Regions from separate parts of the Mus musculus genome. Here regions 1 and 2 are each linked to region 3. Evidence: chromatin loops called from intact Hi-C (ENCODE). Cell type or tissue: heart. All regions are shown on one strand. Region 1 overlaps Gm31686 (a long non-coding RNA gene). Region 2 overlaps Gm38809 (a long non-coding RNA gene). Region 3 overlaps Gm46959 (a long non-coding RNA gene).

Evidence for each region. A loop is a pair of places that touch in the nucleus more often than their neighbours do. Peaks named below come from ENCODE experiments on the same cell type or tissue, not always from the same donor. Only the 100,000 strongest peaks of a DNase experiment are listed, where the experiment ranks them.
Region 1: a loop joins it to region 3, with 2.9 times the contacts of the local background. A loop is called at or near these places in 3 of 42 quality-filtered maps.
Region 2: a loop joins it to region 3, with 10 times the contacts of the local background. A loop is called at or near these places in 5 of 42 quality-filtered maps.

Annotation. Positions count from the first base shown.
Region 1 is chr6:50,934,511-50,942,510 of GRCm38, forward strand. Gm31686 (a long non-coding RNA gene) reads right to left here. Exons shown (of 4, transcript XR_377658.3): 2 at 7,375-8,000; 3 at 4,210-4,456; 4 at 1-564. Among named protein-coding and RNA genes, the nearest start is that of Gm31686, 5.9 kb to the right of the region's middle. In heart, CTCF peaks have their summits at 2,790 (motif pointing left), 4,513 (motif pointing left), 5,153 (motif pointing left) and 5,795 (motif pointing right); DNase peaks (open chromatin) are centred at 2,801, 6,341 and 6,671; H3K27ac peaks cover 961 bases; H3K27me3 peaks cover 1,377 bases.
Region 2 is chr6:50,975,192-50,983,191 of GRCm38, forward strand. The region is part of intron 2 of Gm38809 (a long non-coding RNA gene); the gene reads right to left. Among named protein-coding and RNA genes, the nearest start is that of Gm38809, 11 kb to the right of the region's middle. RefSeq lists an enhancer at 5,880-7,139. In heart, no CTCF peak of the experiment used is centred here; DNase peaks (open chromatin) are centred at 2,360 and 3,620; H3K27ac peaks cover 5,104 bases.
Region 3 is chr6:51,032,228-51,040,227 of GRCm38, forward strand. The region is part of intron 3 of Gm46959 (a long non-coding RNA gene); the gene reads left to right. It overlaps Gm31746 (a long non-coding RNA gene), which reads right to left. Exons shown (of 2, transcript XR_869077.2): 2 at 708-1,543. Among named protein-coding and RNA genes, the nearest start is that of Gm31746, 25 kb to the right of the region's middle. In heart, no CTCF peak of the experiment used is centred here; a DNase peak (open chromatin) is centred at 4,564.

The sequences.
Region 1 (8,000 bases), 98 kb before region 3:
CGTTTTAGAAGTTGTTAGCTGACTGCCAAAAATGAGGATCATTAAAAATAGATTCACAGCTGTTGAGGAAGCCAGAGATATAATTTTACCTTCATTATGCCTTATTGCAGATGTTATTGATTTAATCTCGTTGCATTTTACTGTGTAATATCAATTGGCACTGTCTTTGCTGTAGAAACTGGGAACTGTGTTTGTTCTTCTTGTCTTCGCAGCAGAAGGTATAGTTAGTCGGACAGTCCAAGTAGGTCCAAGTCGTCATCCCGAACTCCGACCCACTCACCACCTCTGATGGCCACCGTAGCTGAGACCCATGTGCCGCCTTCAGAGACTCAGCATAGACCCATGACAGAACAAGAATCTGAAAATGGGGCATCTACATTCTACATCCTTTAAGATAATGTTCAAGCGTGTGAACCATCAGCATCAAACAAATGAGGAGAAAGGGTGGGGGGCATCCTTCCAGCCCCTTCCAGGTTTGCTTGGGCGGTGCCACACACGTCCAGTCCATGTGTTGAATCCTTTGCTTGTGTGACAGCCCTGTCCTCTGAAATCTTACGCTGAAACCTGATAAATAGAATTTAATACTAAGTAAATTAGGATGCAATAGGGTGTTGTCTTTCAAAAAGTGTTACTCTGAAGACTCATTCTGAGATATTCTGAGATAATCTTTAAAAAAAAAAGGTTCAGAACTGGAAAGTTTGAGAATGCTACATTAAAGAAGCTTGGGAAGCCCGGCGTGAGGGCTCCTCTTCTTAAGTCCTTACCATTGTAGCCGATTAAAGGCTCCTGGGTACCAAAGAAATCTGACTGACTCTGTTCAATAAAGCATTTTCCAAGCTAATTTGATGCAAAGGTATCTCTTCTATTCATGTACTAACACTCCTCAGTGTTCATTAGCAGCAAGCAGCCTTTGGAAAGCCTCTGGTTTAACCTAGAAGATGAACCGTCAGCACCTCTGGGAATCCCTCCACCTTGTGTGCTGCTCTTGTGGGCTCCAGCTTGCATTACAGGGGCCTTTCAATGATTGAGTTTGTGACCTAGGCAGCATCCCTCACCTTCTGTCCCTGGCCCACCACCTCAGCCTCCTAACTCTAAATAGCCCACCAGTCAATTAGCATCTCCTGCCTCCACGCAACCTGCCATCTCATGACCAGAGAGAGCCAGGCTGTGCTTGCCGCATCATCTGTGGGTACAGCAGGGCTTAGAGTAACTCTCCACAGTTCTACCAAGCCCTCTCAGATGACATTAGCTTCGTGATTATTCAAGTTCGCACCTTTTTGTAGCTATGGCTTTCAGGGGGGTCACATAACCACTTGTCTCGGTACCCCTTCACCAGCACGACACACATAAAACCATGCAGCAAACAGATGAGACAGAAACACTTCTCTGTTTGTAAGAGATTAGCAGAAAGCCTTTGTCCCCACCAGTAGCATTTGAAAGGGCTCCCTAGGCAACATTTAGGTTGGTGAGTGCACACAGGGGAATTCATCAACTCTGGGGGATATTGTCAAAGATTCCCTCTTTGTGACCATTCCAGGATTTTAGGTATTGTTAAGGCTAGTGAACAGTTGTGGGGTGTGTGTGTGTGTGTGTGTGTGTGTGTGTGTGTGTGCATGTTGCTTCTTAGAGAGTTTAGCACCTTTGATCATGAGGTCTAACATCTGCTATCAGCTAACAAAGAATGTGAATTATCTCATCTCAGCTCCCCTCAGCTCTTCTGTATAACAAATTGGGGGATTCTAGAAAAAAGAACACAAAACAAAAACAAAATGGAACAAACAAACAAACAAAAAACCATCCTGCACCTCCCATGGTGACTTAACTGTGGGCAAAATCTAGCCAGGAGTCAGGTAAGGCGAGCTAGGGATCAGGTTCATTTGGCAACTCCGTTTTTTGTTAACTCATCAATATCGGACAACTTGTCCAGAGTAGCAGTGCCTGGCTGTGTGTCTCTCCACATATCCACTACGGTGCTGAACACTGAACCCCATGCCCATCTGCTAACTAGTGAGTTAGCACCACTCAGGCAGGAAGGATGGAGCCAATCTGTTCTCAGAAGGACTCCAGCCACAGAAGGTGGACTGAAAAGCTAAGCCGCACTTGTCACGTGCGTGTGTTATGCCCCAGAGAAGCATCTACACTTTGGGGTGGCATCAGTTGCGAGACATACCCAAGAAGTATGTTTAGGGAAGGCAAGGGGGCGTGGTTATGCTTATACATGATCTCATAGACTTCCAAGGGAGGAAGACATCTTTGAGGATCCTTAGAGAGAGACACCAGGCAGGGGAACAGCTCACAGATATACCCCTAACTCACTAAGGGGTGATGCTGGATAAACTACTTCACACCATTCAACCTAAGAGCCAATCCCCCAGCTCTTGCAAAAATCCCTGCTCTCTTCTGCTTCCAACTTCTTTTGTAGTTCTGGTAGAATTTAGAATTCTGACTCTTAAAGATCGAACTAAAATGAAAATTCCAGAAAGTCTGCGAAAGACCAAAGAGGAAAATTTAATCTGGGATATGATTGAATGTCCTAAAAAATATGCTATGGGGAAGGTAGGTTTAGACAAATAACGAGTTCCCTTTTTTACTACGCTTTTAGAAAAGAACGGCGTAGGAACCAGACATGTTAGTAAGAGGCTAGGAAAATAGAAACGTGTTTTACACAGCTAAAACTAAGCCATTAACTTCACTGCTAAACAAAGAAATAAAACACTACATTAAAACCAGACTGAAGGAAAATGGCGGAGTGGCGCCACCTGGTGTCTATTTTCTTTTACAACAGCTGGTGCTTTCTGCGCCCCCTGGTGGTGCTATGCAGGCAGGAAACCCACCTTGCCTGTTCCTTTGCTTTGTGCTGTTTGCACAGGTAAAAACAGTCCCTTGGTGTACCTACTAAGCAAGATAGACGTGCAGTCGCCATATACAAACAGAACAAGTGAAAATACACTATTTCCCACTTATTGCAGGGCACTCTTCCTTTTGATGTATCTCAGATAAACCCTGACTTCTAATTTAAATAATGACATGTTTGTAAAGCTCTTTCTCTCCAAAAAACTCTATTGAGGAGTTTGATTTTTTTTTTTAAGTTTAGTACCCGTGTTAACTTTTACTTATTTTTTTATATCAAAATAAACTTTGATTTCAAAAATGTAAGAGATGGATGTGAGTATTTGACTCAGAAATGAGCCCCATTCCCTCGTGTCTCAGTTTACCTAAATAATGAGGATTAGTTCAGTCTACCTTCCTTCTTGTGAGGGAGGGAGGATGGCGCCATGGTCAAGGACAAATGAGATGACTGTTTATGGGAGCAATCGAGAAATGGGACAGGCATTATTTGTACAAAACAGAGGTAGTATTGTGTGGGGATTTTTTTTTCTAGCTGACTTCAGTTCCAGCCCAAATATCTATGGCTCCAGAATTTTTAATTGGTTAATTGTGGAAAAGCCAATGAATGGGGAAGTTAAAAGTCCCAGTCGAGTGCCAAGGTTTAGTGTGAGGCACATCATTCATGTGAGCATGGCACATCTTCCATAAAGCAGGGATGTGGCCACAATGCCTGCTCTGCTTCTAAAATCCTTTGGCCATTTTGCCACTGACATCTGTCCTTGGAATATTACGTGGTTTTCTTACAGATTCTTCCTAACTCAAACTCATCCTGACAGATGAACCAGGGAAGGCTGGTATTTCCAAAACACCTCTTGGTTAGTGTGAGTCTAATCACCTCCTTTCTCTGATTAAGGTTTGACCTAGCTACTCTCCGCCACTTCTTCTCAGGGCATCTATGGTGACTGCTCTAAGGTAGAATATCCCACACGTTCCATGCTCAGGGTCATTCTACCCACGCAGTGAAACTTCATACAGGTAGGACAGGCACAATCCATGTTTTGCAATGTACCATAGATCTCTGTGCCTCCATGTCCTCATCTGTGAAATGGGTACTATATTACTGACTATCACAGACTAAGGTGGCACTGAGTACACATCTCTGTCCCAGACACTGAGTAGCTGTCACTCTTCTGGTTCACAGAGCACACTCTAGAACTTAGAGTCACTTCTGAATTTGATCCCAATGTTCGTCTTGCTGTTTCATTTTTCATTTTCTAGCAGTCCAACATACATTCATTCCAACCCCCACCCCAAATACGGAGTTCAATATATGCTAGTTTAAACTTACAAATGTAAACAATTTATGAAGTGTATGCTTACCACAGGCCTGTATTTTATTTATGATCCAGTACTGAGTCCATCTCACGAACTATAATATAGTTATCATAAACTCGACAACATGTTGGTGGATCTTGCCTACTGGTATTTCATAGTTTCGTGTACACGTGTAATTTTGATTCATGGTATTTTCAGCTTACAATGGTTTTGTTGGGGACATAGTCCCGTTGTAAACCGAGGAGCATCTGTACTTGTGAATACGTTCTTCAGGCCTCTGCTGTAGCATTTCCTTAGGAAAAAAAAAGAAAAGAAAAAGAAAAAAAATTCACTTCTTCCTCTCTAGTGACCCCTGGTGGCCAGCATGGAAATGAACATGGCAAACAGTGTTAGATGTGAAGACCGGTCTCAGTGGCATTTTGAAACACCGCGTGTATCTTAGACAATGTCCTCCTCCTATCTCCCTCACACTGCTGCATCCCCTACACTGGGACCCCTCTCACACTCTAACATACTGCTGCCCATTCAATACCTACTGGCTACGTGCATTTACTGTGGCAGGTCAAACAATACCATCCTGAGAAATTCATGCAGATTCTAAAGACATCACATAGAGAGAACAATAAAATATGAAACATATATTTTATTATTTTAATTTGTATTGATTATATACTGAAATGATATACTGTCTGTGTCTTACAGAGTTTTTATCACCAGAGTAATTGTACTCTGTCATGCACTACTTTCCTGTGACACTTCTTGTCTTTAAGATTGGATCTGGCTATGTAAGCCTGGACTGATGAAGAACTGGGGTTGCAGGTGTGTACAAAGCCACCCCCTCCTTCTCCCAGGCTGGGGTTAAAACTAGTGCCTTGTGCATGACACGAAAGTCAGTTCAGCTAAACAAAGTCTTCAGTTCCCCTCCAGGGCACAGGTTTCTGACCAGGCTTCCAGGCATGGGCTCCCTCTTGTGGAGCAGGTTTTAAGTCCAATTAGAGAGTGCTTGGCTACCCCTATAATAGGAATTCCATAATTGCACATCTTGCCAGGCAGGTTGATCTTGTAGTTTGTAGGTTTCACATCTGGGTAAGAGCTTGGATGATCTTTCCCCTAACAGCCTGCGTAGAACTGTCTGGACTATGAAAGCTAGCTGGCAGGGAGAACAACCTCTTTAATGGCTGTATAAGTGTCACGTTTATGGGTGTATGTTCTCTATTCAGATAATCTGGGAATAAGCCATCGATTAAGCAAAATTGAACATAATACTTCAAAGCACCCTTTGCAGTTTCTGTGGCCACTACACCAGCTTCTGGCAAAAAAATAAATAAATAAAAAGATAGTCATAATTGTATGAGCAACATCCTTAGTGAACTCAGCTGTTTCTCTTTGCTCTCTCCTCATTCGTCAGGGAGGATTTTGATATTCATATCACAATTACAAGATAGAGTGATTTGGGTCCTTAAATTACATATGGAAGTTAACCTTTCACCTTGAACAGCATCCTAAGTTAAGAATAAATAATGATTGCATTAAGCCATGTGTGATCTTTTAAAGATGTGTTTTACTGTGTACAGGTATGTGTTGTCTGTCTGTGTCTACACATGGGCATGCATGTGCTCTCAGAGGCCAGTAGAGGGCGTCAGATCCCCTGCAGCTAAAGCTCTAAGCAGTCATGAGCTGCCTGTGACAGCAGAGCTAGGACCCCAGGAAGAACTCTTAACCTCTGAGCCATCTCTCTAGGCAAGCTAATGGAAATTATCTTAAATGATATTGGCTATTTGGTTAATATGGGTTTTTTTTTGAGATAAGTTCCTAGAAGCAGAATTGCAAAGTCAAAAGGTATATATGTTTTTAATGACTTTTGCTGAGAAATTGAACAGTCATTTTACTCTTATATTCCTTATGTAAAAGGCCAGGTAAGGCACTGAAGGTCGATTGCTCCTTGGTACCTTGAGGATGATAGTTCTATGCTGATGAATAATTCTGCTCACAGAATATACAAAAGAAGATGTTGCCTTTTAAGAATGATGGCTTTGGAATGGAGGTTTTTTTTTTTAACTGCATGAGCTGTGTAGGCACTTTCAAGAAATAAGGATTATAGAAAAGGGAGCAGCAAGTAGCTTGAGTGTGCCTGGGCAGAGCTTCAAAATTGAAGGGCGTTGGTTGTTATTGTGGTAGGGAGGCTCTGGTCCAGCCTGTCTGTCTGGGATATAACTCACACTCTGCGGATGGGCCACTTGGGCCACAGGCTGCATCTTTGAATCCATCTATGGATTCGCTCTGTAAATCTCACTACATACAGCTGGGCCAGGCTCTTTTCATCTATCACAAACCACTGCCTTTCGTTTGATAACGACATTTGGTCCTTTAAGAGACGCAGATGTTAGATGTGGAAGGGGTGAAGATAAGACCACAAAACTTTTAAGATTCCTCCCAACTCTGAGACTCCCGCATGAGAGGCTCTGCAAGGAAGTGAGAGAGGTTGCCTGGTGCCTGAGTCTGCTCTGGAAGAGATCACAGTGGCCTGCGAGCCACATTGCAATCCGCAGGGAGCAGGGCTCTCTGGAAGCCGGAACAGAATATCTCTCTGCTTTTGGCTACAGGCTACAGTTCTTTCATCTTAGACTCTAACTAAATCCAGAATCCTTTTAAATGGGGAAGACAGAAGTGGAATGTGTAGCTAAGCCTTCTGCCTGTTGGATTAGCCAAGGGAAGAGATGGGCTTTGGAGGCAAAAAGCTGTAAGCCAAAGCATTTTCTCTCCTTTTAAAAAAATTTTATTTGGACTTTTCTGCTCTTCTGTGGTTATATGGTCATCCTTAGGCTATAAACCCATCACCTTCACAGAGTTCTAGGTGCATGGTGGTATCCAATTGCTTCTTTTGAAATCTATTGTATATATGCATATATGTGTACATATAGCATAGTTGCATATATATGTGCATATACACATACATACATATCAAATGCTCCCCAGTAGACCATCGGAGCTTAAACAAAGCAGTAGATATCACAAGGAGCCTAGAAACTGCCTGACAGTTAGAGGCTCAAACACAGTAAAAGCAATAAAGCTTTTATGGGGAGGTGCCATTTCTTCTTCCACCAGGGAGGCCAAAGTTTATGAACCACATATGTGTTAAATGCCAACTAGCTTTGCCTTGCCCCATCTTCCTCAGGTCAAAATGCAGGGTTCTAGTTTATATCACCTTACCGTTTTGAGAAACTGGTCGCCAACAAGAACAGGAAAACACTACTCATTGGCACTAGAGTGGACCGGACGCCTCCTGGGAGTGTACTTTGCTTTTCAGCCTGAGGTGCAGCTCCTTTCTCTGCTCCCACTCCTGGCATGAAAATGTCTGCCCAGAGTTGTGTCAGGTGACATGCTACCCACTCCAAATAGCTTGTCTTCTACTGTATATTTTAAGTAACACAGCAACAAGACTGCTTTCAATGATGGAAGTGTCCGATGGGGCCGTTTGGTATTGTATTCTTTGTGGTTGACAAGAGGGGCTTGGTGGGATAAAAGAATGGAGAGAAAGTAAAATGCCCCCCCCCCTTTTTATTGGGGAAGAGCTTTAGTCACAAAAATAACATTGCTGCTCCTGCCGTTGACATAACTGGCAATGGTTTCTCCTCTGCTGCATGGCTTAGAGAGGCGGATCCGGTCCACACAGCACTTCAGTTTCAAAACATCCCCTTTCCCCAAGAGGAAGCAGAATTCTCTCAACCGCTCTCCTCTCTCCCCATCCTGAAGCCGATTGCTCTCCTGATCTTTTCTTTGTCCCGGGTCCCTTCTTTTCGGCTTTAGCTCTGTGAGGTATTCAGGGGAATGACTGG
Region 2 (8,000 bases), 57 kb before region 3:
ATGCTTGTTGCAATGCAGGCTGGAGTTGTCACTGAGGCAGACACAGTCCACATGAGATTCTTTAGCCTCTACCAGCCAAGTGTCACTACTCTGTCTTGGTTGACCCCTCTGGAGACTGGTATGGATGACTGTTTTGTCTCCTGAATGAGTGACATCAGTGGTTCATGGTGCTGTGCAGGGGTCTGGGGGCTCTGAGTCCCTTCCAGGATTTGTGTATTAAAAATACCTTTATAACAATGCTCAACTGTCTACTCATGTACAGTGTAGTTTTTCTGGAGACAAGAAGTCAGACGATGTTTTCATCATCTTTATGACCAATAGAATCTGCATCCTTGTATCTAGAACATTTTATGATGTTTATAAGCATAGCCTGGTCACCACTAACTGTTAAGAATGTGAAGAGATCCCAAGACCAGCAAGCTTGAGAACCAATGGACTAAGTAAAACATCTGCCCCCCTACTCCATATCTTCCAAGATAGTTCTACTGTGTCTGTTTGCAGATAACTCTTACTTTTAGCTCCCAAATGACTTCTGTGCTCCCTGATGCACTTGGCATACCAATATGGCTGTGCACACCCCAGGAGCAGAGGTTCGGTCATCTCAGCGAACAAGAAACAAAAGGAATATGTGCTTGTCACTTGGCAAAGTGACTCTTCATGGGACCTAAGCCACAGATTACATTGTGTGGAGCCAACATAATTTTAAACGTTTTTGTAAAGAAAGACCTAGTATATATTAGTTTTAAGAGCATTTCTTTCCTATAGATAGAAAGGAAAAAGAAAGAAATTGGTTGAATTCATTGCATCAGACAAAGAATATCCGTGGGAAAGAAAATGACTCCTGACTCCTAAACAATGTTTTACACACATACAACGTCAAGAACACATATGGTACTTAACGCATACCTGTTACAGAATGGCACATAAGTTTACCTCTTCACGAGCTGTGAGTCATTGTCTTGCCCAGAAGGTTTTCCGAGTTTCATAAATATTAAACATGCTCCCTAAATCCTAACAGGTGCTTTCTACGAATATGAGAACTATTTTTCTATTTCACCCCCTATTCCCTTCAGTCTGTGTACTGTAACTGCCAACCATCATGAAAGAAACAGAGATTCTGCATAGATAAACATCCTGAGAAACCCAAAACTTGGCTATTTCAAATCCTAAGACATTCATTCATTCATTCATTCATTCATTCATTCATTCATTCAATTATTCTTTCATTCATCTGGAAACAATTCTGGACCATAAGCCAGAAATTATCCTGAGCCTTAAGAATTTACAATGAAGTAAATTTATCCCCCAAATAGCTAACATTTTAAAATACATGGAATTGAATTTATCCTAAGCCTTATACCAGTGTTCTTAAAAAGTGAGATCATCTTCCTTTAAAAAATAAGAAAAGCAAAATTAGATAACCTGCATCTTTTGTGTTTTCTGATATAAACCATATATTTGCTTATTAGCACTTGGGTATTTTATAAGCAAATAGAAGTGTCCACTTTCTGGGGCTAGCCCACTGTCTGGGATAGACTGGATAACTAAGAGAAAGGAGAGGTGCTGACTGAACTGGTCAGCTCTGCCTGCTCTTTTGTTCCCATGAGGATGACCAGATGCCACTCCACAAAGCACAAGGCCTGGCAGGACCTACTCAGTGCCAACAGTCAACAGAAGCTTTAGTGGACCAGGAAATAGTTGAAGAACAGAGAAAATGAACAGCTTGAATGTTTTGTTTTAAAATGAGTCAAGGCCCAGTGCGCTGAGTTGGTTGCCTAAGTTAGGACTCCCAGCACAGCGAAGGGGTTACCAGTTCTCAGAAGCATGGTTCTGAGTCAGCATTGCAGTGAGTGGAGCCTTGTGAGGATGCCTGCTGTTCTCAACAAGCTTCCAGAGTAAATCATTCCATGGGAGAAGAACCGTGGGACTCGGAAGGTGGGGACTTGGCCACACTTCAACCCCTGCGTGCACGTTGTCTTGGCTTTTAGGGCAGGAACTGTGTCTTCACTGTGGCGGTGATGCCCTCAGGCTTTCCAGATGTGCAATGATGTTTGACCCATTACAGATGCTGAGGACTGCTGGCCTTGCTAATTCTGGGACCCCTTTCTGAAAGCTTGCTTTTTATCTCTTTCTTTGATGTCAAGCTGTTTGTCTTCATTTCCTACGGCCTTTGGGGTGATTACCACTAATCTCTCTTTCCTTTTTCCTTGGCCCCCTCAATTTTCTGCTTTTAATTCGCTGTGGCCCAAGTGACTAAATAAGTGGGCTCATTAGGAGTGTGCGTTAATTAAGAGTCAATTAGACATCGTTAGAGTGCACCGCCTTGTGACTGGGGTTTCCGCCGCTTCCAGCCTGCTCTGCTTCCTTCCTGCTGCTCAAGCTGAATTCCAGAAGGCTGAGGTTGAGGGACATCTGACCTCTGGTTAAGTGGGGCACAAGAATATTTACTTTCTTGTCACATTTCACTGTTGTCAAAGCTCAGGGAGTCTAGTGGGCCCCCAGAGGAGCCAGTGTGCTTCATGACTCGGGACACCTGGGTGTACTCTGTCCCTCCCGTGTTCTCCAAGTTCAAAGTGATTTACTGAGAGACAGAAAGGACAGCATCCAGGAAGCCAGAGAAGGGGCCTCCCCCATAGCATGGAGCAGGGAATAGAACTCAACTCCTCTGAAGGATGCCCTAACTCTCAGCTCTAGAAGGATCTGGAGCTGTGCACCTCAGATAGCTTCTGGAGAGTCTAGCTTTGATATCCACAAGGGTACACGTGGTTGTGGCAGGGGATATTGGGCTGTGAGTATAAAGAGACATTCCTAACACAGAAGCCATACTGTGTCTCACAACGAGATCCATCCCATGCAAAAACACTGTTTTAAAATCTATGGTAGCCCTTGCCTAGTGATATCTCAGAGCCCAAACATTTCAGCAAGTGCTAACTAGCACTGGGGTAAACCAGAAGGTCATAGCATTTTCATCTTTATCCTGAGTGAGGAAACAGGATTCCCTTGTCCTCAGAGCACTCCAGGAGCCTTTCTCTTTCTACATCTTGTATAAACACGCAGTCTTCTCAACATAGCTCTTCCGTCCTTCCAAACTTGCACAATAACCAAAATAAACGTTAACAGGAATCCAAAGACAACTCAGCTTTACCCCAGACCACTTGTGAGCTTGTCCCAGATAAAAAAGGGGGCAATGTTTTCAGCTAATATCCACTGGGATAGCATGGCTGAGGATGAAGAAGGAAGAAGAGGAAGAGGAAGAAGAGGGAGAGGAGGGAAAGGAGGAAGAGGAGGAGGGAGAAGGAAGAGGAAGAGGAAGAGGAGGAGAAAATGTTTAAGAAAAAAAACAATTAAACGAAAGGCACTTGTCCACAGTGCCTGACCACCCCACCAGTTCATGCCCAGTGCTTGGTGACAGTCTGATCCAACTGATGTCCTTGCTGTATCCAGCTGTTCTTCTTTCCTTTCTGGTTACTTTTCTTTGAAAATCTAAGAGGCCTCAAGCCTTGCCCTGAAAGTCACAAAAGCAGAAGCAGATCCCAGACAGCTCCTTTCTGGTCTCCTTTGCAACCCTGCTTAGTTGTTTACGCCTTGCACTCAGATCCTTCACTTTGTTCCAGCCCTTCCTGTGTTCTGAGTGTGACCTCAGAGTGCTGGATGGTTTTTATCCCTGAGCCGGCTGCTGTGCGGGGGGGTAACAGCACCCTTGTGATTTAATCAGAATCATGATGTCCCAGTAATCTCTAGGTCTGCCTTTTGTAGTAAATATTAACCTTTAGAGTGCCAGAGACAATGGTGGTCCACATGTCTAGAGTTTTTTTTTTTTTTTTTTTTTTTGTAGGAAAGAAAGAAAAAGTTACTGGTGGAAAATCATCTCAAGTTTGGAAGGTATTTCATCTGAATACACCAGTGTCATGTGGTTTAGGATTTATAGGGTTAATGCTTTCTCAGCCAAGAAAAACAAAAAAACAAAAAAACCAGACCATGGCTAAAACCAGACCATGGCTAAAACCAGACCATGCCCTTGGTGGGCTGGTGCTCTGACTGTTGATAAAATGTGTTATCCAAACCACAGCATCACAGGAAGCTGAAAAGTGACTTCAAGATCGAGAGACCTGGGTTCAGATCTAAACAGGCCACATGCCCTTCTCCTCTTGAGACTCAGTGCTCCCAGTGGTATAAGAGCTGTCTCTGACTTGAGAATGTTCGTGCACGTCGCATCAGCTAATACTTGGAAAGCACCCAGGGAGAAGACCAAATATGTGGTCAACTCAAGAAATTAGAGCTTTTTTTTTCTATTGTTTTCTTAAAGAAAAGGAGCTGGTTGTTTGGCTCTTTCTGTCTACACAGTACTGAGAAAAACAACATTAGCTGAGCTCACATCAGATTGTTATGGTAACTGTTGTGAGAGAGGCAACCACATAACATGTGCTCTAAACCAAGACATCTTGAGAATGAAATATGTGATATTAATCATTACTACAGGGCATTTGATAAACAGGTATTTTCTGAATCAGTGTACCAGTTTTTATGGAGGAGGAAAATAAATTTTATGGAGGAGGAGTGTGAAGTGACTTAGCAAAGCTCACAGAAGCTAATAATAAAGGACAATCCTGTGGAATTCTGGTGTCCTTAGTAAGCACAGGACCCATTCTCTTCTGTCTCTTCTCCTGAAAAGATCTCACATTGCCATCTCTCATCTTTGACTGTAATTTGAACCAGAACTAAAGAGTCTGTGTAGATCAGTCTTCTACAGGAACAGCTGCCAGCTGTCTAACTTTAGCCCCTCATGCTGCTTCTCTGAGCTATTTTGGGTTTTCTGGTTTTGTTTTGTGAAGCAAGAGTCTCAATCTATATACATCAGGGTAGTCCTAAACTCATAGCAACAGTCCTGCCTCCCACGTAGGCCACCATGCCTGACCAGGCCATTTTCATTTATTATTCACTTGTGGCTTGAGAGCCAGAGGGGTAAAGCAAATGCCTCCACCTTCCACAAAGGAAGTTCCTTTATTTTTGCGTTTGCCTACTTATTTTGTGTGAATGTGCACATGCACGGCTGCAACATACATCTGACTTTCATGTGGAGGTCAGACAATAACTTGCAGGTATTTGTTCTATTATTCTACAGTGTGAATCTTGGGGACTCTAACTGGAGTTGTCAGGCTTGCTGGCAATCATTGTAGCACACTGAGTCACCTCTCCAGCCCACGGAGATCCTCTCATCTCACTCTGAGTTATTCTCTACTCTGTTTTCCTCTGAGCCGCTGGTCCACCTTCAGTTCTTACCCAGGGCATCCTTCCAACCATTTCCCCAAAACATCACACCAGGACCTACTTAGGTCTCCATCCCCTGTACATTGCACACATGATTGCTCATCTTTCGTCCCTGATGCGTGCAGGACACATATGAGTCATGAACTGCTCTCACTTCTGGTGTTGAGTTATTCAGGCATGCAAACCCTGCCTGTTGCAGAATGGAAGTTTAGAGACAACTGCTCCAGAAGATCTGAAGGCACAAGGCTTCCCGGGGACACCATCAACTTCTCTCTCTAGTGAAGCGCGTGTTTTCCATCCACAGTCCCAGGAAAGTGGAACTGGATGAGCACAGCTTCTTTAGGCTTGTGCTTTTGTATATCAGTGTCATGGTTCTGCCCTACTAAGCCTTTTTGCCTTGAAAACGATAGCACAGTTATCTGCACACATCTCTCTGCACTTTATGGTCTGGTGTTCCCATAAAGATGACAGGCAGAGCATTTCAGAAGCCTTGGGTTCTCAGGCCATTTCCTGTGGAAGCAGAGAAGAAGGCATCAAAGCAAACCCTGACTGAGTCTCACTCTGCCCCATCATGCGGTTGGTTCAAGAGCGAGCAAGACAGTTTCTGGGGCAGCAGTGAAGCTCCTAGAACTAGTGAGCAGTAGCTGCTGGAAGGCTCCCTTGCTACTCTTAGGAGCTGGCCCAACATCCTTCCCACTCTCCATGGTGTGTGTGTGTGCTCTGCACATGGGTTTATCTCTAGGCTTAAAATATGTGGGAATCTGTCCACATCTCTGATTAGAAGACCATCTTCCAAAGAAGCGACTCTGGCATTTAGATGGCAAGCTGCATTTACTTAGAAGCCAGTTGAAAACAACTGAGATTAAGCCGGTGTGAGAAGATGCCAGTTTAAGGATGCCAGTTAGGGAAATGATTTGAATTGTGTGCTTAAAGACATGGACTGATGTCAGATCTGAATTCAAGTCCCATCCTACAACCCTGCAGCCGTAGGCAAATTATCTGACCTTTCTACCTCAGTTTCCTCCCCTATACATTAGGAATAGAGCCCTGCAGGCCTGGCTCTCCTCTAGTTGGGCACAGAGGCTCTGCCTCTAAAGCAAGATCTTGCAGCACTTCTGCAAAGAATGCATCAAAGACCCATAGAACCAAGGAGGGGGGAATCCTCTTAGGACTGTTAGGTGTCCCTTCATAATGACATCAACAAACAAGAAGTACTAACATATATGTCAAACATACATGAGATTGCCCATTTACTCTCAGCCACAGAGAGTCTAAGCTTAATGTGTTTAGAAAATCCTCAGGGCCCCTATGCATCTGGTGTTTGCCCTGCCCCCCTCTTTCTTTCACTCTACACTCCATCTGACAGCTAGAGGAGGCAGGGGGCTCAAGTTTCATGGCTGGGCCTGAGGCCCTCCAGGTATATTACAACTGGTCCATTTCATGTGAAATCTTCCAGCTTGACCAAGAGTCAGTGACCTCAAGCGCAGCCATTTAACCTCCATTACTTGGTTTATATTGGTAATATTTACATGGGAACTTGATTAAAGCTGACCTTTGGAGAAAACAGAATTCAATGTGTATTTGAAACCTCTCCTCTTTCTCCAGCCCATGTCAGGCGTCATCTGTTTCGCTTCTCCCCTAATTGGTGCACTGGCCTCCACTGTGTCTACCTCTCCCCGAGGGTTCTGCACTGCTTTCCGTTTGGGTCTGTGCCTTGTCGCCCACAAGCAGGCTTAGAAATCTGCAGGGTTAGATCCCCAGCTTGGTTGCAGTTAAAGACAGTTTGTTTTAAATAGATCCTTCCACTCTGTGTTGCAGAAAAAGCTCCAAGGAATCTTTCCCACCGTGTGTGTCTCAGCAGGACTGTGGCGGTCCCTGTCACAAGGACAACCAAGGTCCATGGGAAAGGAAAGCAACAGCCATCGCTTCAGAGTGCAACTTATCTTCCAATATCAAAAATCTTATCCATATTGCTTTTTAGTGCAGGATAATATGTCTGTAAAACTGAAAGAGAGGCTATTTGACAGCATGTTTGTTTGCTGACGCGTCCAGATGCTTAACCTGGTCTTAAGAGACTAAGTTACCTTCTGAGAGTGCTAGAAAGTCTAGAACGGATACATCTACACAGAACTCTAAATCTTAGAGGTGTGTGTGTGTGTGTGTGTGTGTGTGTAAGAGAAAGAGACAGAGACAGAGAGACAGAGACAGAGTCACAGAGAAACACAGAGACACAGACACAGAGAGACACAGACACAGAGAGACTGAGAGCATGGGAGTATGTGTGAGTCTGTGTATGTGTGAGAGTGAACTGTGTGAGTGTGTAAGTGTGAGTACCTGACTGTGTGTATGTTGGGGGGAGAGGCATAGTTAGGAGTCACATGTGTATACACAAATGTTCCCCATGCATTGGGAGGCTTGGATTGCTTCAAGCTTTCTTAAGAGTCTTTGCAAAGTCACAGAGCCTCTAAGCCTCCCAGAAAAGTAGATATTTTGTCCCAGAAGCTAAATTAGGTAAGCTTTAGCTTGAAAATGTGCCCTGGGGCGGGAGAAAAGCAGACAGAGAATGTCAAGAAGCCACAGTGAGCATGGCACCACTGCAGATGTCTGGTCAGTTCAGACAGAATGGGGTCACTTTGGAGGAGGCTGTAGTTGAGAGGGCTGGGTGTCTAGGAGCCCTCGGGTCATAGCTTCTACGACAACTGCATATTCTGAGGCATAGTTGGCATGGCGTT
Region 3 (8,000 bases):
TGCCAGCCTAGTCCCTGTTGACTAGGGCAGGTAACCCAGCTTCCTGGCTGGTTCTTCAGGTGTGGAGTGTACTGAATTGTTTTTCTCTCTGATTATCTTTAGGTTCAGGTCATCTGTGATCTTCAGAATTAAAGAGCATTAGGAAAAAGATCAGGTTAGGTTACTTGGAAAGACCCTTTTGAGCCCTGGACCAAATCCATTGAAAGAAAACACCATCCACAATGCTTCCTATCCAACTCTACGAGGGCAAGAAATGGAGACAAGACTGTGTACCTGGTTTTTAATTAAGAACTTAAAGTCTGTCTTATGGCTTTAGAGGAAAGGCTCAAGGTTAACCACCTGCTCCAACAGAGCTAGCATGGCTTTGAGAGTCAAAATCAGGTATAGAGAGGACTAGGGCTTTACTAAGAATAACAAAGGCCACATTTCTCAAATTCTTTTCCCACAGAATTTAAGATTGTTGGTATCCTGCCCTATTGAGAGCCCAGACACTCTTGATTTGGAGATAGAAGGTTTGAGACGGATTGCACAATTGAATATGCTTTAATATTTTAAAATGGTGAACACACACAAAAATATTTTTCTTATTTTTGAGAATTTCATACACATACATAAAGAAGTATAATCCCACATAACCCTATATCACCGTCCCACTCCTTCTATACCCCCCCCCCACACACACACACACCAACTTGGTAAGATGTCTGTTTTTTTTTTTTGTTTGTTTGTTTTGTTTTTCAATAACTCACTAAGTCTAGTTGGTACCACTCATCTGTACACAAGTGTGGGGCCATCTAGTGAGTGTGGGAAACTTACCAGTGGCCACATCTTCAAAACCAAATAATTTTTCCTCTGTCAACAACTATCTACCAGCGGCAGCTCCTCGGTGAGCGGTGAAACCTGGAGAGCATTCTTATCAAGGTCTGCATTTTAGCTGGCTTGATCTTGTCCAGGCCTTGTATGCATAACTATGCTGCTGTCAGTTCACGATTGTGTAAGCTATATCATGTCCAGAAGACAGGATTTCACAGCACTTCTCCCTACCCCCTGCCTCTTACATTCGCTCTACCTCGTCTTCAAGGGTCCTCCCTTAACCTCGGTAGGGACTTCCTAAGGATGCTGAGCACCTGTCCTCTTTTCTTCGGCACTTGGACTTGTCCTGCATCTCTCCACTGCTGCCTGCCACAAAAATAAATTTCTCAAGGCCCTCAGCAGATTGGATCCTGGGCAAGCGTGTAAGGCATTGATTACTGATTGATATGTGTCCCTGCCTCTGGGTGGGTGGTCCTGGATGGTAGAGGAAGTAACCGAGCAAGGCCTGGGAAGCAAGCTGGTAGACAGCACTCCTCCACAGTCCGCTTCAGTTGCTACCTCTTGGTCCTGCTTGCTTCAGTTGCTCTTGGTCCTCTTGGTCCTGCCTTGAGCTCCTCCTCTGACTTCCCTGGATGATGAACTACAAGCTGTAGGATGAAACAACCCCTTTCTTTCTTGGGGAAAAAAATGGAAGAGAAACTTCTTCTGACAAGATTGAGAGCAGCCAGGCCTAGGGATATAAACACAAATATTTAGAGGGCAATATGACTGCATGACTATTTTAAGGATAACAATAACAGCTTCTGCTCTAGGGCTTATGAGCTCCCCATCTATGGGCCGTTGACGGAGTTACAAGACCAGGCACGAAATCCCTTCCTGAGAATCAGCCCTCAAGGCCGATCAGAAAGTGGTTCCTTAGCCCACAGTAGTTGTGCCACTGTTGTGCCCACGGGCAATCTTACCTGGGGGGTTCAAATTGAGCACATGAAACTCAGGATAGGATAAGATCATTGATTTCTGGTCTGCCTCAGCATCCTGCATAGCACCATCTGGCATTATGAAAGCTAGCCAGCAAAGAAGAAATTTCCCATTCAGTTAGAAAGTGATTTCTCATATCCCACAGCCTAAATGTGTAGTAGAAGACAATAAACTTTATGTTAATTGCATTTTGCCACAGTTAACGATGGTTAATGTTTGGAAGGGAGTGGCATTCTTTTACACTTTTGCAGATCTTACAACTGTCTAGTTTAACAAACTACGGTGAATTCTCTTACCCACTCCTGATACTCAACCCATTGTCATATGCTGCTGTGATTGAAGTTACACAGAGCTTATGCAGCATCAGGAATGCTGCTTTCTAACACGAAGAGGCCTTTGGACAGACTTTTCAAGTACGTAGAGGTATACAGAGGGCTACGAAGAGGTGCGAGTTCACCAGAACTTGCCAAGCGGCAGCTTCTTAAAGATTACTTAAAATGTGGCCTCTGAAGCCATGGAGCCAAACCATTGCTGTACAGTCACAACATAAAGCCAAACCATTGCTGCATGATCACAGTGCAGAGCCAAACCACTGCTGTGTGATCACACCAAAGAACCAAACCATTACAGTATGGGTACAGTCAGGTCCGTTGTCCACCTTGGACTTTCATCCACACGTGGTTTTGTAACTTTAAGCGCAAATACTAATTCTCTCTGCTCTATAAGTTTTCAGACTCTGGCACATTCTGTTTTACAGAAGAATCACAAGTGGCACAGAGTCATAAGCCAACATGTCTTCTCAGCTCGTTGGCATACTCCTCACCCATTCTGAAGCTCACAGGCGCATGATGGCGAAACCAAATTGTCAAAACTTCCAAACTTCTTCGGGAAGCTCAATTTTTAATCTTATCCATAAACACTATCAGTTATGTTCTGGACACAACAAGTTCACTCAGTTTATTCATGCAAATAGATCGATAAATCTGAATATCCAAAGTTTTTCTGTCATTCCTACAAGTAAAACTGGAGCCCCATGGGAGACGCAACACCTCCATTCACAGCTAAATCCACCAAGCTGGTTCTTTTCATCAAGGCAGCAATAATTTTTCTGTGAACAGGACAAGGACTTTACAAATTGAATCTTTTTTTAAAATGTGAACTTAGGGAGTATGATTTAAGAAAATAAATATTCTATTTTGTTTTAATGAATATTAATATTTTACTGCTCCATGAAGAATGCTATTGGGTGAAACTGGCTTTATTTTTTTTCCTCCCTTCACAAATTCATGGTGGAGAGCTGCATCAGGGCGCGCGCACAGTGCCTCTGCCTTGACTATACCAGTTCTGTTTCTGAGGTGTTTACATCATCAGTTAAAAAAAAAAAAACAGCCCCATGGACAAGGTAAAACAAAGTAAACACAAACAAAAGAAAACCCACCATTGTCTCTCAGTATCCATGGGGAACTGATTCCAGGATCTCCGGTGGATCTCAGATCCAAAGATGGTGAAGTCACAATGATGAATCACAATGTTGTGTGCATATAGCCCCCACACATCCTCCTGTGTCCTTAACTGTCTCTTCATGCCTAGTATACTACAGTGTAAATGCTACCCAGTTGAACTACATTGTTTAGAGAGGGGGGACAAGACATGCTGGGTAGAGAAGGCATATATCCAATCTACTGTTATTTGAATCCTCAGTTGTAGACTATCCAGATCCAGAGGTCGACAGCACATTGATCCCATGGGTTTCTAGAAAGAGTGCCATGAGCGTGCTGGGAGTGCCTCAGAGCTACAGTTCCCACTGAGAAGATGACCCTGGAAATATTGTTGAGCAAGTTAGTAAACTCTGGTTTCCTCTTCTCTGAATGGGAATCATAATAACCGTTCCCATGAAAGTGCGCTTGCGGAAGAACTGAGCCCTGGTGGTGGAAGATGTGCCAACCTCAGCACCTGTCTCGCTGTGAGTGAAAAGCATCAGCCTTCACTGTAGTTTGCTGTTCCTACAAGACTCAGCTCACCTTTACCTCCTCAGGAAAATGCCATCAAGTTAAAAAAAAAAAAAAACTACCCTCTGGTAAACAGCACTGAGAGAGACCTCCCCTTTGCTGTGATGTTTCCACTTTGCAAGAGAAGATCAAATTGAACAACAAACTGTTAAAGGCACGGTGCCTAAACATGGGATGACATATAAACATTGCAGCTGCATCTGTACTACCAGGCTGATGCCAGAGATGCCTCAGTCCCTGAGTATTAGAGCCGTCTATGACATCTTTATGTCAGCAAATGGTGTGTTGTAATGTTTGAACAGTTTATTCCAAAACAGATTCCAGATCTATTCTAGACAACCTATTCTCGAGAGAAAACTAAATGAGCACGTTAAGCATTGAACAATTAAACACTGTTATGTCCTTCAAGCCAGCTATTGAACATTTCACAGAAGCTTGGGTGTGTGTGTGTGTGTGTGTGTGTGTGTGTGTGTGTGTGTGTGTGAATTTTCACTTTTTCTCTGTCAGGGAATTTATAATGGAAAAGAGAGAGTCCCCAGCTGCCATTCACATCATCTCTTAATTAATGAGGTTGCAGGTCTCAGCCTCTTGAACCAGAGACAGCAGAAACTCCCTATGAAATGCATAGCTCTTCCACTCTCAGAAGCATCCAGACTATGGCTGGGTTTCCAGGAATGAAATAGCTGGGAAGTTGCTGCATTTGTCCTATTTCAAGCTGAGTGTGTAAATAATAAAGGTCAAAGTTGGAAAACAAGGCGGGTAATTCCTTGGTGACCAGCCAGACTCCAGTTCCCATCATTAATTCATATGTTGATAGACTTCCCCAGGAAGCCTGAGAACATAACAGAAGTAACTCAGCTTCCCCCAAGAGAAAAGGCCTCATGGATTTTTCCCTTGGCAGATTCATTTCTAATCACATAGCAGGAAACTATTATTAACATCTGGATATTCAAAAAGAGCCACTGAATTATTATTAAAAAAAAATCCTTCAACTCATCATAAGACACAAATGATCTACAGTGTGCACAATCCTTTCCCCGTTTTAGTCAAGAGTACAAATGAAACAATTCTGCATATTTCAGCTGAGGTTACACATTTGTTTTCAATCTAGGAACACTCATGTCTGCCTACCGTACCTCCTATCCCAAGGCAGATATGTCAGCGATGGCTTCTACCCCTCCCACAGTGAGCTTCTTCTTGGTGTACAGTTTTTAGAAGGCTACTGCCAGTACTCATTGGTTCAAAACAGCTGCAAGTTAGAGACTAATTCTGGCTTAAATTCCCTGTGATCAAAAGTCGTTCATTCTTTAGCCAGCCAAGTCATCCTTCAATACTTAATATAGATAGTTCCTTAACATCCATCATCATGACTTTTACAGACCCTGTCCTTTGCCCTCATCCAAGCCCTAGGCATTAGTAGCTGGTGGCACGAGGTAAATAGATGTCACTTCCCTATTTGAAACTTCTCATGGATTCCCTTTGTGATTAAGCCTGATCCCCACCAGGACCCACAGTCTTTTCTTGTTACCTCGGTACAATTAGATCAGGGCCATATGGGAAAAACAAACAAACAAACAAGCACTATTTTTAAAGCATTGCCCCATTCCTGACCCCATTCCCAATTAAGGATGGACAGCTCAAAACCTTGCAAGCGATGCTTACTTAAGAAAAAGCCAACTCAAAAATCTTCCCTTAGGAGTGGATTGTCAATGCTCCATTAAAGTCTGCTCTCCCGCCCACCCTCTTCCCTCCATCAGTTGTTCCAGCCCCTTCTTCTCCCCCTCATTGCTCTGGCCTCCTCTCCACCCAGACTGCCCATTTCAAGGTTCTGCCCAATGCTCTCGGGATTTTATTTTTACTAGTCCAATCTCATTCAGTCTCAAATCTTGGCATAAGGGTCACCTCCTCGGGGGCCCTTTGTCTATGAAGACACATACACATTCCACTAGTGAGTCTGTTTTGTCTGTCTTCCCAAGGGGCTTTCCTTTATCTGGCATGTTTGAACTCCCCAAACCTAGCTGAGAAACTACATCTAGGCCTTCAAAACTTCATGGGAGGAATGTGGGAGATCATTTTTGACAAGGCAGAGCTCTCTTGGCTGATGTTCACTCTGCTGGGATTCAGCATACGTCTCCCAGGGGAGGAACCTATCAGAGATGGAAGGGAAGGAAAGCAGGGAGCTCTGGGTGTTCACAGATTGCAAAAACAGAGGCTCCTAAACCACTGGTCTACGTAAGCAGTGAAGTTGGATATGTCTTATAGATCTACCTTTTGAAAAATTGCCTTCAGAATAAACTGGAGATCCAGGTGCTCAAACTGCAAGGAACGCAGATGGCAGTGTGGCTGGTATCCAGCACCCAAATAGGCAACAGTTTTAACTTTAGATTTTATTGAGTTATTTATTTGTTTGTTTGTGCACACATGCACATATGAGCTTGCACGGGGATGGGGGAGGGGAAGGATCAACCTTCAGGAGTCTGTTCTTTCCTTCCATCTTATGTGTCCCAGGGGGCCAACTCAGGTCATCAAGCTTAGCAGAAACTGCCCTTCCTCCCTGAGCCATCCAGCCAGTCCCACATTGGTAAATTCTTCTCCACACAGTCACATTGTTATCCAGTAAGGAAGGATGGCAGCTGCCATCTTGAAAAGAAGGTCAGGACAAAGGGTAGTCAGGATCTAGTTCTACTGAGCCACGCCAGAGTGGACATAAATGAAAGCTATTGGCGACAAAGGTATCATTAAACCATCATCTTCCAGGTCTATGCCAAGAAAAAGGATGCATATTTTCCAACTCTGTCTTCATCCATGGTATCCTCAGAGGCCAATATTAGGTGAGAGTCTTAGTGTATCAGACCACTCTCAATAACAGCCTTCCCTGTGGTTACCAGAGTCTCCTGTGGGTTACTGGGGGCAAGCATCCCCATGGAGGATGGGAGGGTGTTTTCAGCATGACGTGGGTTTGCTTGCATTTCACAAGGACACAGACTGAAGGGCTGTCTCCCATGAGCCCTTCTCTCTTTCATCTTCCATTATCCTCGCAGGAACTCTTCACTTCTGCCAGCAATTCTAACAACTGGCTTGAATTGTACCCTTTCTCATACCCTCAGTTGGATAATTACCATAATCTTCATTCAAATACCCAGCAAGAAACTTTCATACATGATTTGTAATTAAATCTAAGAGGACCCATAAATCCCTTTGAGAAGTAGGACACAGCCCAGTGTTGCAACATGAAGAAAAGCCTTGTGCTGTGCATGGCTGTGCAGATCTGTCCTTTCTCTGCTCCGTAGGTACAATTGTCACTCCTTGGAGGCCTTTGCCCAGGCTTCTTTCTATTCCTCTGACGACTATATATTTCCTCCTTCTTAAGACACAAACATACTAGAAACAAACATACTGAAAGAATCACACATCCTGTTCGCTTGCCTGGCAGTAATAGTTGAAGCACAAGAAACTGGCTTAAGAGTCATTTTACCCGTGTTGAAGTGAACTGCTTTTAGAAAGTGGCCTCGCAAACTGCAACTTGCCACACCACCGGCAGTCCAAGGAAGGACGGATGGAATTCCAGGTGAAACGTATTAACGGACTTATTTTTCAGCTTCTCCTTTGCCTCCACCTCCGGGAGTACTAAGGCCTAATGATCCCAGGACACGAAAAGCAATTAAGTTTCACTCGGTGTAAAGTTGAGGAAAACGTCCCATGTGAAAAGGCGGCGTCTTTGCCACGTCGCATGGGTGGCAATAAACAGCCAAACTCACTGGCTTTGATATAGTAGCATGCACGCTCTCGGGGCTCACGTTGATTTCATTTTAAAAAGTAGAATTTATGGGACAGAGGATTGAAAGGTCTGTACTGACATGTTTAAAACCCCCTTTTAAAAAGTGGCAGATTGCATCGTTCCTTTTAAGCATTCACACCGCAGCCTGAAACATAATCTGTTTACTAAAAAAACAACTTTTTATTGCCCTGCGAATAATTTCCCATTGAAAAAGAAAACAATGTACAGTATTTTACAGCTCTCTGAAACATCTGGAAAGTTTTCTCAGTTGCTAAAGTGATGAAGAATTTGCATCCACATTTGAACTACTGATTTCTTAATTCAACACAGAATGACTTCAGACATCCTTTTGAACCAACTTCAATTTGTCCAATACCGCAAGTTTCCAGGGTCTGCTGACAGCACACAGAGGACCCAAGCAA